2 separate regions of the Homo sapiens genome follow, and region 1 is linked to region 2. The links are chromatin loops, found by intact Hi-C in ENCODE. Cell type or tissue: GM12878. All regions are shown on one strand. Links, peaks and the distances in the headings refer to the core of each region. The heading gives the core; the rest is flanking DNA. Region 1 has its middle 85 kb from the start of MIR551B. Region 2 has its middle 110 kb from the start of GOLIM4.

Region 1 (8,348 bases), core at 190-8,189, 260 kb before region 2:
TAACATGTTCTACAGAAGGTGCTGGAACTAGTGTGCATGCATGTGTGTGTCTGTGCATGTGCATGTGTGCAAGATACTCATAGTTATTTTCTCAGGTCCTGTTTTGCCACACTGGAAATAAACTAATCATTGGGAATTGCTTAAAACTGAAACGTACTCTGCAATTTTATAAAGCACCCAGAGCACAGAAAAGGTGCTGCACAAATTCTTTTTCCAATTTGCTTCATTAAGCCAATAAACCATAATGGTCCTTCAGGAGAAATCAAACTTTATTGGACGTAGCCAACCAGACTGAAGACAAGAGGGGCTTATAAGTGTGCCTGAAGTATTGGCATATTTTCACTCTGCAAATACCTACAAAAAGTTTTCAAATTTATGTAAAGCTTCTAGCACAGACATATAAATATTGAACCACAGAACTCGCTGTTTCTACATTTTATTACTTGTTTCATCAAAAGGAGTTTTTGAAGGTCTCTTCATCTAATCCCAAGACAATAAAATTACCACAATTAATCTTTACACTAATAAATTGTTTCGATGTATATGTGTGAGTGACCCAGGGAACCACAATTAAAAAACAAATTTGATGAATGGTTAGCTTTTCGGTAGTCAAACATTAAAGCCAAATGGTAGTGTTAACCTGTTTCATTGTTTAATAATAAATCTTAGACTATAACGTGAAAAAAAAAACAGTAACCCTGAATGAAAATTGGCAGGTCATAAAATATTAGAGGCATAATTTCATCTCTAGATAGCATTTCTAAGCAAACAAAGAATGTTCTCTTTCACCATGACGTGGAAAAGGAGTCTCATTATCTCATGCATTCTGCTTTAGATGGACAATCTCTCTGAACAGCTGAGTCATGAGACATTTCAAAGAGGCAGATGAGCTTATTATCCAAAACTTAGAGAAGGCGATAATGACTCGAGATGAATGTACTGGGCTTCATTTTCTGGGATTACCAACTTTAATTAATAGAAATTATCCAGCAGAACAAATAGCTAACTAATGCAAAAGAATGCACCTAAAAAAAACATAAGACAATGAATTCAGTCCTTGCTCACTATCTAAGCATAGATAATTATAAAATGGAGATAGGGGTTATAGGCTTTGGCCTAATATATTTTGTAAGAAATGGACTTGTACTCAGCTAATTAATATAAGCAAGTTCAATACTGTATTGCAAAAATTATGTGAGGTTTAATGAAAATAATTTCAATATTTCCTGATTGCTATGTGTTTGACAGAAAAAATAAACATATGTAGTTATCCTAGTCAGTAACAAAATAATCTCTATTTTTATTTTAAATGATGTCTTTGAGCTCAGAAGTTGTGTTTGCTGACCCGTACCCCTACTTGAGATAGACTTTCTTTCCTGATCAATAAGGAGTGACATCAAAGAGCATAGAAGATTTAGAGAAAGAAGAAGACATAAAATTAACTATTCCTTCTTTGATCTTGTAGTTTCCTGATAATTATCAAGTAAGAGGGCACTGTTACTTTGTTCTTATAACAAAGAGAACCACTTATAAAGGTCAGCAAAAGGATGGACAAGTTACATACTGAAAAAAAAGTGAGAAAGTTAAATTAAGAAATGATTTAAAAGTACACATTTCAACTGATGAAAAGAAGAAAGAGTCCAAAGGCAATAATGTTATGTGAGTTGTTTTAAAACAACTCAAATGAATCAGAGAATCATGCTGTTTCAGGCACGATTCTAATCACTGTTTTTAGGACATTTATGAAAGAGCTCTTTTAATGTTTATAGAAGATATACATTTGAACTGAATTTCAGTATCAAAATCCACATGGTTTGTATATACTTCACAACATAACCTAAACAAACATTGCTTTAGTAAAACGAAATAAAAATAAAGTGTCTCCAAAGAGTTTTATTTTGGTCGAGTAAAAGAGATGATAGTCTTCCACATCAAATTCATATTAAGAAATGTTACTTTCAAAAATGTATAGTGGTTTCTGTAAATCTAATGAAAATATCTACTCCAGACTAACTGAAAGATTAATAAAATCAACAGTGTTTTCAGTCCTATACAGCGAATATTTATCACACGATTGGAGATGCATTTTCGTTCACAGAAATACTGTAAAACTAGTTAATTGACCTCCTGGCATTGCCAATGAGAAGATTTCATTCATAAGCCCAATTCATTTAATTATTTGTACTTAAAATTGAATTAGAGTTTATTTCCTAGTTCCACCACAATAAAAAGGGAATTGAATATACAACTAAATCAAACTGAACTCTGTTGGCATATATAATTAATTAGCTTAGAAATTATTGCCAAGATGGTTACTTAAACCCAATATAAAAAAGTTACCAAAAATGATAACATAAGGATATAATAATTTCATTAGTGTTGAAAATTTGTGATGAACTCAAAGCCCATGCCATAAAATTACCCATTACTTTTCCTTAAAAAACAATTTGTAGTTCAATAGTTAACTCTACTTGGATTTTAACAACCTAAAAAACAAAAATAAAATGAACCTTCTCCTAAGTTCCAAACAACACAGAGTTAATAATGTTCTAATTTAAGTAGGGGAAAATGAGATTCAATCTCATCCGTTACTTTTTAGGAGTTTTGAGCTTGTTTATTGACTGCTATAAATTCTGACTGGAATCCTTACAGATGTAATCATCATGCGACTAATAGAAGCATCAGGTTTTCTTCAGAATGAGAATTTTTCATTTAAAATAAAACTTTATCAAGTCAGTGGTGTTCAAGCCACTAATAAGCTAGTTTGGCAAACAGCTATATTACTCATTTACAATATATTACGGTAAATAAGCTCCAATATAGACTTCTTAAAACTATTTTATTTTTAATAATACACATTCAATATAGAAAATTTTTAAAACATAGAAAATTGTTTAAAAAGCAAATCTCATCACCCAGTGATAATCACTGTTCACATATGACCATTGAAGAGAGCAATTTAAATTGTTTCATTTTGAATAACATCATTTTGGGGATGGTAAGCAGTTTTTGAGTCTAGAAATTTCCCTTAAGGGAATTTTCCTTCTACAAAGGGCCACTTTTGCAAATCTTTTAGTTAATCAGGCATTTGGCTGGTACTTTTACTGGGAAAACTTGCTTCAGATTGAGGTGTTAGTGGTTTTTTGCAGTGTTATAAATTGGCTCTTTTGGTAGGATTGTCATTTACAGAGTTAGAAAATATTTTGTTCCTCAAATCCACATTTGGATTACCCTATGATAAAATTCATTTTTATTCTTCAGTGCATGCTGTGCTATCATATAAGCATTTGGTCACTAAAAAATTAAGAATTCACTCATGGCAGAAGGACATGTCACCCTAATCAAACCTTAACTTTATAATCCAGGGGATCACAACCTGGATGGGGCTGCATCCACAGTAAAATATTTAAAACTGAATGATGTAGGCTTTGCAAAGAGTAGCATAAATATTATAATTATGGAGGTTATGGGAATCCATGCATTTTCCTTATGAGAGAAAATATCCTATGCAGGAGATAAATGTTTCCACCATCCTGCATCCTGGATCAGGATATTCATGGGCGCTGGACTTCAGGCACATAAATGTCTTCCTCCTCTCTCTGTAACTGTAGTACATTTGGGTTCAGACTTTAGATATGAACCTTTCTAGAAACTGTTTCTGGAAGTTGAACTAGTTTAGTATATGGGGACCTCGTGAGAAAGCAGATATGAGGTAATATTTAGGCTTTAAATACAAGGAGCCGCCATTGATAGAAACAAATTTGTGCTGTAGTTCTACTATTCCCAGGCCTTATTAAAATCTGGAATGATTATGTTGTGGGTATTGGTGAGAGTCGGGACCCAACTCCAAGACTAGAGGAGCAGAACTGGTAACAATAACCAGTAGATGGCAGCGAGTCTCTGAAGACTGGAGAACTCACAAGGTCCATCAACAGTGAGGTCAAGACACAATGTCCACAACAAAGGCCAAAGAAGAACCTGTTACAGAGCGTGGGTAGACTGCCCTATGAGAAACTCTTAAAGATAACTCAGAGACCTTTAAGGGCCCTTCTGGCAGGTTGGCTGGTGTGTAGAAATAACATATAATCACATTATAAAGACCTAGGCAAGTGAGGCTGATGGCATATGAGAATGCATGTATAAATGTGTCGTATTTACTTTCAGTTTTACATTCTGCTTTTTCTTTTCACGCCATAAGATTAGTTTCTATATGTGTAACTGAATTGTCATTGAATATATAATTGTCATATATATATAAATATACAATGTCACATTTGATACATATATACATCAATATCATATACATGTTGAGCATCTCTAATTCAAAAATCCAAAATGTCCCCAAATCCAAACCTTTATGAGCACTGACCTTGTGCCACAAGTAAAAAATTCCACACCTGATCTCATGTGATGTGTCTCATTGAAAACACAGGTGCACAACACACAGTTTATTCAGTGTCCCCAAGGGGGTTACAATACAGTGTACAGTAACCTTTTAATCAAAACACATCATTGCAGATGAAGACTGAAAGGCTACCCTTGTTTGCCATCACTGTTGTTTAACAGCTGATAAGGTATTTTGGTGATGCTACTGTGCTGCTTAGTTACCCTGAACACATTATTTTTTCACTTGTATTAATGGTATGCTATATGTTTTACTGTTAAATATTTAATGGGTTAATAAGTGTAAGAAAATGATTGCTTATCTGAAGATGAATTAAGAATCATGAATTACAGTGATGCCAAAAAACCTGGGTGGCCGAGACAGTGACGTTGCTTTCTGTTGGTTAACTGTATACAAATTTTGTTTCATGCACACATTTTTTGAAATATCACATAAAATTGCCTTCAGCTATGTGTATAAAATATATAGGAAACATAAATAATTTTTGTGTTTAGATTTGGTTTCTATCCCCAAGGTACCTCATTATGTATATACAAATATTTCAAAATCCAAAAAATCTGAAATCAGAGGCATTTCTGGCCCCAAGCATTCTGGATAAGAGATACTCAACCTATATATGACATATAAATATATGTGAATATATAACATGAATACATGTATGAAGATATAACTGTCATAAATATATGTTTTTATTGGTTGTGTAACATTACTTTGTACGGATATTCTGAATACTGCAATTTAATCATTTCTCTTATTGCAGACTTAAATTATTTTTTCCTATTAAATAATTTGGCTATATATATATCTTTGAACATAAATACTCTGCAACATCTGTGATTATTTTCCTAACTGAATCAGCATTACCAACTCTGCCTAAGAGGGGTACTCTAAGTCTATATGTAGGACAGGAAATACTGATATCGAAGGAGAAAAAAAAAGTAGTATGCTGTGCATCATAGGGCCTGAAGGGGAAACAGGCATTGAGGCAACTCCTTAATCTCTCATAGCATGGAATGGTATTTTATTTCTGTTCCTGACTTTCAGTCTTCTGTATTCTCCTGGATTTCTCTGCAGAGCCACTTTATTTGCTTACCTATGATTCTTGTTTCCTCAAATCCAGTTTTTGTGTAGATTCAGCTTCCTTGCACTAACTCAAGACCCAGATTAAGACCAACTTTCTTCTCCCTCCACCTAACTGGAATAGGTTCATATTACTTAGTCAAGAGCTCACACTAAAATATCCAGGTAGTATGCTGGTATTATTTGAGTTCACTACTAGTCCAATCATTTGTGGGCGTGGTCTTGTCTTTTAAGGCTGTTGCTACCAGCTGCTGTGACTCATTATAAATCTGCTAAAATGGAAATTGGATTGAATGTTTACAATATTATATCTTCATATGTTGGGGAATGATATTTCTTCATTTGTTTGAGTCTGAATAAATCTACAACAATTTCTGGAGGATATTTATTACTTATTGAATATTAGGGATAATCCTGGATTTTTCCTGTAATTTAGAAGCGATTCATATCTTCTAGTGGTTGTAGATGTGTGGTCTTCTGAGTTCTCCATTTTGTTCCATTGGTCTATGTGTCTGTTTTTTGTACCAGTACCATGCTGTTTTGGTTACTGTAGCCTTGTAGTATAGTTTGAAGTCTGGCAGCGTGATGCCTCCAGCTTTGTTCTTTTTGCTTAGAATTGTCTTGGTTATATGAGCTCTTTTTTCATTCCATATGAATTTTAAAATAGTTTAATTCTGTGAAGAATGTCAATGGTAGTTTAATGGAAATAGCATTTAATCCATAAATTGCTTTGGGCAGTATGACAATTTTCACAATATTGATTCTTCTATCCATGAGCATGGAATGTTTTTCCATTTGTTTGTGTCATCTCTGATTTCTTTGAATAGTGGTTTGTAGTTCTCCTTGAAGAAGTCCTTCACTTCCACTGTTAGCTGTATTCCTAGGTATTTTATTATTTCATGGCAACTGTGAATGGGAGTTCATTCTTGATTTGGCTTTTGGCTTGCCTGTTGGTGCATAGAAATGCTAGCAATTTTTGCACATTGATTTTGTATCCTGAGACTTTGCTGAAGTTGCTTATCAGCTTAAGAAGCTTTTGAGCTGAGACAATGCTGGTTTTCTAGGTATCGGATCTTGTAATCTGCAAACAAAGACAGTTTGACTTCCTCTCTTTACGTTTGAATATCCTTTCTTTTGCTTGCCTGATAGCCCCGACCAGAACTTTCTATACTGTGTTGAATAGGAGTGGTGAGAGGTGGCACATTCTTGTCTTGTGCTGGCTTTCAGGGGAATGCTTCCAGATTTTGCCCATTCAGCATGATATTGGCTGTGCGTTTGTCATATATGGCTCTTATTATTTTGAGGTATGTCCCTTCAATACCTAGTTTCCTGAGAGTTTTTAACATGAAGGATGTTGAATTTTATCAGAGGCCTTTTCTGCATCTATTGAGAAAATCATGTGTTTTTTAGTCTTAGTTCTGTTTATGTGATCACTCACAGTTATTGATTTGTGTATGTTGAGCCAACCTTGCTTCCTGGGGAATGAAGTCTACTTATTTGTGATGGATAAGCTTCTTGATGTGCTTCTGGATTCAATTTGCCAGTATTTTATTGAGAATTTTTGCATCAATGTTCATCAAGGATATCGGCCTGAAGTTCTTTTTTGTTGTTGTATCTCTGCCAGGTTTTAGAATTTTTATGTTGATTCTATTACATCTTCTGGATAAAGAATCATGTTTATTTTCACAAAATGATAATCATATAACTCCTTTTCAATAATTTTATGTCCATTCTGGCCTCCCATCAGAACTCTACAATTGGATAACCAGCTTGTCACTTGAATCTCTACTTAAGGGCTTAATAAATGTATTAATCTTAAACCACATTTTCTCATCCCTAAGCATTTCCTTTCTCATTAAATGATACCACTATCCATCAAATTTCTTAGCCAAAACCACAGGAGTTATCCTTGATTCCTCTTTGATTCTTCACATCTTCAAATCAATCAGTCTGACCTGTTTTTTATCCTCCATAATATATCCCAGTTGAAACATTCCCACCCTTTCTGCTCTGCCCATGCCACACCAAGCCACATTTATTTCTCCTTTGAACTACTATAATAACCTCCTTACTGGCTTCTCTCTCTTTTGTACCCTTCATGCCCCACAATAAAATGGAGCAACCAAGGTTACCTTTCCAAAATGTAAACCCAGATCAAGCCAAACTCCTTCCTAACATCCTCAAATAACATCTCATTTTTCCACACTGGAGAAAACAAAATCTAATGTCCATAAACAGGCAAAGCTATGAGCTGTAAGGCACCAGAACTCTCCTCTGTAGCAAAAATATCTTAAGAGCATAGATCTCTCAGTCTAGGAGAAGGAGGAAATGGACAGAATTCTGGTATACCCTCAGTGTCCTCATTCCTGATGTTCCTGATGCCAGATATACCTCCTAATTCATACATCATATTATTCGGTTACTTAGGCTAACACAATCTTCACTGCTGCTGGAGCTACTCTGAATTGGGTTTCTCTTATTTGTAATGGAATTTCAACCATTCTAAATGATATGTTCTGTTTGGGGCTGAATTTTTAAAACTAGAAGAAGAAAGCCCTTTCCTTCTTTCTTCTTGAGTAATTTCTAACAAGTATTAGTTTTTCTTTAAAACACAATAGATAAGAAGGTTTTTGGAAACATGGCAGAGTAGGAAGCACCTGAAGTCTGTCTCCTCACCTAGACAAAAACGGTACTGGCAGAATCTGTTTGATGTAACTGTTAGAACTCAGGTGTATACTGAAGGCTTGCAACTTCCAGGGTAAGGCTGAAACCAAAAACTGAGGTAAATTTAGGTCAATTTCATCTATTACCATAGTAGCCACTACTCATCCACTTACCCCTTAGCCCTCTGGCAGGAAACTGT
Region 2 (8,348 bases), core at 239-8,238:
AGAGAAAGCAAAGTGATATTAAATGAAAATACAAGTTTTAAAAACTGATGTAAAAGTATAGTATACGGCCGGGTGCGGTGGCTGACGCCTGTAATCCCAGCACTTTGGGAGGCCAAGGTGGGAGGATCACCTGAGGTCAGGAGTTCGAGACCAGCCTGGCCAACGTGGTGAAACCCCATTCTACAAAAAATGCAAAAATTCACTGGGTGTGGTGGCTGGCGCCTGTAATTCCAGCTACTCGGGAGGCTGAGGTAGGAGAATTGCTTGAACCCAGGAGATGGAGGCTGCAGTGAGCCAAGATCATGCCACTGCACTCCAGCATGGGTGACAAGAGTGAGACTGTGACTCAAAAAAAAAAAAAAACAAAAGAAAAGAAAAAGAAAGTATAGTATACATGTTTATTTCTGTCATATGCAATTTTCTATGCACTTTTAACCCTGTGTGGTGCTAAAGCAAATATCAATGACCTAAATTATCTAGGTAGAACTCTGTTTAAGGCAAAATTGTACATTTGAAAAATGCTTTCATTGATGTCCCTTATTTTTTGCTACTGCTCTGCTGAATTCTAATATCCTCAGCCCTCTCCAAACCCTCATGATCTCTGAGGTAGTGTCTCATATTGTGTCCTCTGGCATAGCCTAAGACCACCCCCAAAACTCATTTGCCATGTTTTTCAAACTTTTAGGACATATATACTGAATTATACTAATATGTTAACTAAAAGATATGTCCCACTTCCACTTTATATAAAATACCCATAAAAACTTAACACAATTTTCTGGTAGGCCTTAAAGGCATGACTAATCACAGGAGTTTTCGGCACCATGGCACCGCAATGGGCCTTTCAGCTCTCCTTAAATGACCCTCTATAGGGAGCTGCCTATCCCTTTTGTAGAGTTAGCACTGTCTCCAGGAAAGGAAACCATCATACAGGCGATGGTTAAAAACAAAAACGAAACCAAAACAACAACAAAAAACCCAACAGTCATCACTGACCCCTGTCCCTTAGCAAATTCTTTCAGGATATATAATAAGCCAAAGGTGCCCTTTGCTGAATTTTTACTACTGAGCTCTGCATGGTTCTCCAGTGAGTACTGTGTAACTACAAAACAACCTTACTTTGGTTTTATAGCATCTAATCCCAAGCTTAGAAAGCCAGCAGTTTCTGTAATTCAATGCACCATTTTCCTTTACTAAATTTTGCATTGTGTTATTACACTTGTTTGTTGAGTCCCTTAGGATATATGGATTAAAATGGCTATTAGAGTAACTTTCATTTCTATTTAATTGAAAGTTGCTGGTCGGACAAGTGTTCTATGTAATTGTTCACATGGGATGTTAAAAAAAAAAAATCCATACTGTATTTTCCCAGACCTAAGCAGATCTGTAGGATTTTCTTCAACTTTGATATGTACTTTTTCCCCAAGCCAACTCTGAACTAAATGACCTCACCAGTTTAGTTAAGCTCTAACCTGGAAAAGGTTTTGCTCTTGAGATTCTTTTGTGAGTTTAAGCCTTTCTTTTCAAATTGATTGGTGGATGAGAAATTTGAACATTCAAGTCTCTATGAGGAATGATTTTTTTTAAATCAAATAACTCTAATTTCATATGGCTCTTTGTAATAACTTTTTATAATGTCATTCATTCTATCCATTGTTCCCACTTGTTTTCCATTTAGAGAATGAAATTCAGCATTTGTTAAAATGAAGTACCCGATAAACAATTATACTTAATGTGTATTTTCTCTTTTTCTGTCTCTTAGTGTATTGAAGTTATGGATTCAGACAGAATCTCTTTGCGAATGTGGACAGCAGACTGCACTCTGTCTTTTCATGCTGTCATATTCCTTTGTTGATATCTCTGTTTTAAGATGAGTTTGCCCCATGCATCACCAATTGTCTTTTGTTTTCACCCTGTAGGGAAGACTGGGCTAATCCATATGTCACTATGAAACTTCAGGCCTCTCTGTTTGACAGGTAGCAAGCCTGACAGCAATCTATTGAAAATGCATTTTAGACAGCAATCTATTGAAAATGCATTTTAGGCAATCATTTTTCCAGTCTAATTTACTCTTAATAAAATGACTTTGAAGACAAGAGGTCCACTCTGTGTTGGTTTGTTTCTTTCAGATAATTACATTTTGAGAAAGACACACTGACAGTTTTCACAAATACAAGATGATGAAATTCCCTTGGGAATGAAATGAGATAGCTTCACAATAAATAGCATCTTTTAGCCTAAGTGATCCCAAAGCACTTTGGCAACTGTGGACATTCATGTGACTCCCCAGGCGAAGAGAAGCAGCCAGACGTTTATCCAAGTCCTACAGCAAGACACATTCTATTCCATGCAATGGAAAAACACAGCACTAACCCTCCCCCCATGCACACACATCTTTACAAAATAAGGAATATTTCTGTATTGTATGTATATGTATGTGTATGTTACAATTGCTGGCAAAAGACTACAAATACATATGCATACAAAATATAAAACTGTATACATAAAAGCAATAGCATCAAACTATTTTTAACATGGCTTCATTTTAAAAATTCACTTGATGCTGCACATTTATTCAGAAATTGTTTTTTCTCCCTCCAAAGAAAATAATAATAATAGTTAATATCTACTGTCCCTTTATCCACATTCTGTTACCCTCGATAAGTCATTAATCAGATCTCCAAATTGAAAGAACAACTCCTTATAGAATTTACCTCACATAACATTTTGATTACATTTTGCCAAATGGATACATAATCATCCAGTAAAGAGTGTTAATTTATAAGGTGGGTGGTATTTTTTAAGCCATTACAATTTTGCTAAAATTTTAAAAACCCTCAAAGATTCTTAAACTGTATCATCAGGACCATCAGCTATTAATTATGTTGATTGAACAAAAACTGTCTATTCTACACTTAAAACATAATACAAAGAAGATACATTTGTTTTAATAACTTAAATGTTCATCTATGTTATTTTTGCTATATCAATAATAATTAGATTTTAAAATGGAAGAAAAATACAATTACATTTTAAAATTGGGAAAGAATGGTTAATTTTACTTCTCTGTTTAGCTAGGATACTGAATTCATAGATTCATTTTTACTTATATTAATTATCATTTTGATAAAAGACAGCAATGGTATTGTTATTCTTGCCAAAATGAAGTTCAGTAACAGAACCTTAACACTGAGAAAAGAACAGTGAAGCAAACATGACTGAGTGAAAATGACTGAGTCCCTGGGAATATTCGTGTCCCTCATTTAGCTCTTTAGCACGATTCTAAAGAGGAAAAAATAAAGACCTTTTCCCAGGAAAGGTTTCTCTCTCTCTCTCTCTCTCTCTCTCTCTCTCTCTCTCTCTCTCCTTCCCTCTCTCTCTCTGCCAATAAAAAGCAACACCACCACAGATTCTGGGAAGTTGGTGTATGAATTTTCATTTGTTGAACTTGCACCGGAGGCTGTGCTAGTCTCAGAATAGTGGAAGGTTTGGATTTCTCCCCCTCAAAATTCGAACTAATATTTAAAATATAATGTTTTGGTGCCATCTGGTGTATAAATTGCAGGTTTGCAGCTTCACTTAAGCATCTAATAAAATGCTTCTGAGGAAGGACAAAAGAAAAAGCCAGAAGAATGAAGAAATTATTAATCTTCACGTGTCACAAATAATGTGAAGCCAGTCACAAGATATGCTGGGAATTAGTGGTTACGAGATGGAGGAGAGGCAGAAGTCAAGGTGGAGGGACGAGGGAATGGGAGCAAGTGGTGTTGAAGCCAAACTAGCAAGAGCTCAAACAAGGACAGAGCAGCAGTATGGGCCTCATGTATCAGGAGGGCCACACATTGTTGTCTGAGTCAAGGTCACAAGCCTAAAGCATCTGAGCCACCTGAAGTCTATCTGGGCAGCTGGACTCCTTCTGGGATCCGTGGAAAGGTGGGAAAGGTCAAATCTTAGGGGCCAAAGGTCATTTCCAGCAAATGACTCTGGACAGCAGCAATTGGTCAGAGTCCGTGAAGACTCAGTTTTCCCAGTGGAAAATAATTGAGGCAGAAATTGAAAAATTGGGGTAGAGTATTGGCAGGAACTGAGTTGAAGGGTCAAAGCTAAAATTCCATTGCCAAAAATCTCTGGGGATTCAAAAGTACCTCAACTCAAAATTCATGTGCTTTCCCGTCATCAATCAAACCCTAAAACAAATAAACAATTAAACAAATAAACAAACTGTTCCTAGTCTTCCTTTTTCAAAGATGGCAAACTATCCAGTTTCCAAGCCAGAAAAATACAGTCTCTTCATGGCATTGCCATTTCTCATGTCCCATATCTAGCCAATCCCAAAGTCTTGTTGATTTCTCCCCTTAAATAAGTTTTGAATCTGCCCATCTCCCATCACTGACACCACCTGGTTTAAGCAACAACTCTTTCACCTGGTTGACAACTTCCTGATTTCTCCACCACCTTCCACTTCTCCTACTTCTAACCTGCTCTCCATAGCATGGTCAGGGCTGTAGTTTCAAAATGCAATCTGATTATGGTGCCACTCTTACTTAAAATGTTTCTGTCACAACCCCCCTCCCTTAGGATAAATGCCAAATTCTAACATGTACTGCAAGTCTCCACATGATCAGGCCTCTATTTTTCTAGTCTGTACTCTGCCTTGCCCCTGTGCACTCAGCTCTAATCACTGTGGCTTTCTTCACAGCCCTTTCTTCCTACTGCAGGATCTTTGCATATGCTACTTCTGCAGCCTAGGCCTTCCTCTCTTCCCACTGCATCTAGTTAACTCCTATTCATCTTTCAGAACTCAGCTCTAGATCCATGATTCTCCCTTGCCTTTTTAAGTAAAAGCCCCAATCTTAAATTTTAATAGCTCCAAATTGTTGCGGGAAGTCAGGGACCCTGAACGGAGGGACCAGCTGAAGCCATGGCAGAAGAACACAAATTGTGAAGATTTCGTGGACATTTATTAGTTCCCCAAATTAATACTTTTATAATTTCTTATGCCTGTCTTTACTGCAATCTCTGAACATAAATTGTGAAGATTTCATGGATACTTATCACTTTCCCAATCAATACCCTTGTGATTTCCTATGACTGTTTTTACTTTAATCTCTTAATGCCATCATCTTCGTAAGCTGAGGAGGATGTATGTCACCTGAGGACCCTGTGTTGATTGCGTTAACTGCACAAATTGTTTGTAAAGCATGTGTGTTTGAACAATATGAAATCTGGGCACCTTGAAAAAAGAACAGGATAACAGCAATGTTCAGGGAACAAGAGAGATAACCTTAAACTCTGACCCCCTGTGAGCCAGGTGGAACAGGGCCATATTTCTCTTCTTTCAAAAGCAAATGGGAGAAATATTGCTGAATTCTTTTTCTCAGCAAGGAATATCCCTGAGAAAGAGAATGCATCCCTGAGGGTAGGCCTCTAAAATGGCCACTTTGGGGGTGGCTGTCTTTTACGGTCGCAGCTAGCTATAGGGATGAAATAAGCCCCAGTCTCCTGTTGCGCTCCCAGGCTTATTAGGACGAGGAAATTACCACCTAATACATTTTGGTCAGACCAGTTGTCTGCTCTCAAACCCTGTCCTGATAAGATGTTATCAATGACAATGCCTGCCCGAAACTTCTTTAGCAATTTTAATTTCACCCCGGTCCTGTAGTCCTGTGATCTCGCCCTGCCTCCATTTACCTTGTGATATCTTATTACCTTGCGAAGCATGTGATCTCTGTGACCCACACCCTATTCGTACACTCCCTCCCCTTTTGAAAATCACTAATAAAAACTTGCCAGTTTTGCGGCTTGGGGGGCATCACAGAACCTGCTGACATGTGATGTCTCGCCTGGACACCTAGCTTTAAAATTTCTCTCTTTTGTACTCTGTCCCTCTATTTCTCAGACTGGCCAACACTTAGGGAAAATAGAAAAGAACCTACGTGAAATATCGGGGGTGAATTTCACCCAATGTCTGGCTGAATTTCCCCCCATACCAAATTTCTCTCATTTGGGCAAAAATCACTCTTGCAATTTTATTCTTAGAAATCATTTGAATATTTATCTCCCCCACCAGAATGTAATTCTTATGAAGACAGAGACTACCTATATTTTGGTTCATTATTATATATCCTGGGACTAACACAGTGCCTGAATTAATAAATACCTGATAAGAAGGAAGAGAGATAGGAAGAAAACAAGGAAAGAATGAAATGTCAGGAAATTATAAAAACTGTTACAATAGTAAAAGCTAATTTTTTCTAAAACTCAATATATAATTAAAAGTTTTCTTAAGAAGATCATCCTGAACCTTCTTTATAATCCAATATATATTGTAAATGCCCTTCTATAATCCTAACAGCTAAAGGCTCATGTAATGTAGTAGTTAGGCATGGCGCTGCTCAGGCCAGACAGCCAGAGGTCCAGTCACAGCTCCTGTGCTTACCAGCTGGAGATCTCAGCCAACTTACCTTCTCCTTTCTAATGCTCAATTCCTTATGCATAAAAGAGGAATAATAGTTCCTGCCTTACAGAGTTGAGAGAAACAAATCAGGTAGCTCAAATGAAGTATTCAGTAAATTCTCAAGCAATACCAGCTTTTATCATCCTCCATGAGTGAACCCTGTTGTAACACCCTATCACTCATGGCCATCAAATCCAGACACATTTCCTTTGCCTCTGCTTTCCCATTCCTTCCCACTTCCTGCCATCTGGGCCCATCACTGCGAAAACACTCCTCACCCTCAAAGACTTCATTCAAATGCTGCCTTCTCTAGAAAGGCTTCCATGCCCCTTTGTAAAAACTCATATATATATTTAGTTAGTATATCCTATGTTGCCCCATTCATACTTGATGAACTCATGCATAACACTTATAATAGGTATATATAACAAGCACCAAATCGTCTAACTTCTGCCTTTACAAATTTTATTTTAAAAAATCATTTAATTACCTACAGTACAAGATACCTAATTTTGGAACTAGATTCATGTCTTTTTGTGCAATTTTCTCAATCCTGTTACTTCCAACTATCGTAATAGTCATGACAATTATTTAGCATTCACCATGTGGCCACATGGTGCTATTTTAAACTCTACCCTAGGGGACTGTGTGGGAAAGTCAAAGGACGGCAAGCAGTAGAGTCTGTGTACTGTGAAGAAAAAAGAAAGGAAAACAGGGATGGAGGAGCAAGTGGCTGGCTGGAGGACAACACATTGCTTGCATCACTGGGAGAGTCCCAGTGCTGGCTTTTGAAGGACACGCAAAAAAAAAAAAACAAACAAAAAAAAACAAATGGGGCTGGATGCGATGGCTCACACCTGTAATCCCAGCACTTTGGGAGGTCGAAGCGGGCGGACCACAAGGTCAGGAGATCGAGACCATCCTGGCTAACGTGGTGAAAACCCGTCTCCACTAAAAATACAAAAAATTAGCCAGGCGTGGTGGCGGGCACCTGAAGTCCCAGTTACTTCCCTTCATGTACACTTGAATTTGTAATCTGAAATGAACACCTGCTACCACTGAAACTTAATAGCTATGTTCAACATTCTGCATTGCACACAGTAGCCTACCATAAATATTTTGGTTTGGGTTTTTTTGCTTGCTTGCTTTTTGTTTTGAGAGAGGTTGATATTACTTGCAATATCGCAGGGGGTGTACAACCCCTGTGAACCCGGCAGGCGGAGGTTGCAGTGAGCCGAGATCGCGCCACTGCACAGCCTGGGCGACAGAGCAAGACTCCGTCTCAAAAACAAAACAAAACAAAAAATTGGCGAGGGTATAGTGAATTTTTATCACCCGCCATGCTCGGTGATCACAATGCCATCTTACAACAGTACCAAAGAAGTGATAACTTTTCTTTCCCTCCTTTCCCACTAGAAGAAGATTCAGATGAGACAGAGAAGAATTTCTCACTTTAAATCAAATTTGGAGTTTTTATTGTTACATGAGAGCAGACTATTTTCAGAACTGAGGTAGTGTTTACAACCTTGAATATCTGAAAGTCTTTTAAATATCCAATATGTAGCAGAAAATTCACCAGTCAGCTTGTATTTCCAACCAGCAGCAGGGAAAGTACTTTCCTACTGAATAAATTTTAAAAGGACAGTGGAAGATAAAAATAAAGATGCTTTCTGATTATATCTCATGAGTGCTGCTTGTTCAACCTGTTATTTACTTTAATTCTCATAATACTATAAGATAATCTTAGTACAACTAAGTACCATTCCCATCTTAAAGATGAGAAACGAATGCATTGAGGGTTTAGGTAAGTTTGGATTCATCATATAAACTCAGTATTTGAGCTCACCTTATGCTTAGCCACTCCACCATAGGTGCTCCAATATATTATAAT

What was found. Hi-C counts contacts between places; a loop is a spot of excess contacts. Peaks named below come from ENCODE experiments on the same cell type or tissue, not always from the same donor. Only the 100,000 strongest peaks of a DNase experiment are listed, where the experiment ranks them.
Region 1: it touches region 2 in a loop (12-fold over the local background); 58 of 110 quality-filtered maps call a loop at or near these places.

What each region holds. Positions count from the first base shown.
Region 1 is chr3:168,463,072-168,471,419 of GRCh38, reverse strand. It overlaps the pseudogene EGFEM1P. Among named protein-coding and RNA genes, the nearest start is that of MIR551B, 85 kb to the left of the region's middle. In GM12878, for the core only: a CTCF peak has its summit at 3,894 (motif pointing right); a DNase peak (open chromatin) is centred at 3,919; H3K27ac peaks cover 242 bases.
Region 2 is chr3:168,206,709-168,215,056 of GRCh38, reverse strand. No RefSeq gene overlaps it. Among named protein-coding and RNA genes, the nearest start is that of GOLIM4, 110 kb to the right of the region's middle. RefSeq lists an enhancer at 905-1,024. In GM12878, for the core only: a CTCF peak has its summit at 3,563 (motif pointing left); DNase peaks (open chromatin) are centred at 701 and 886.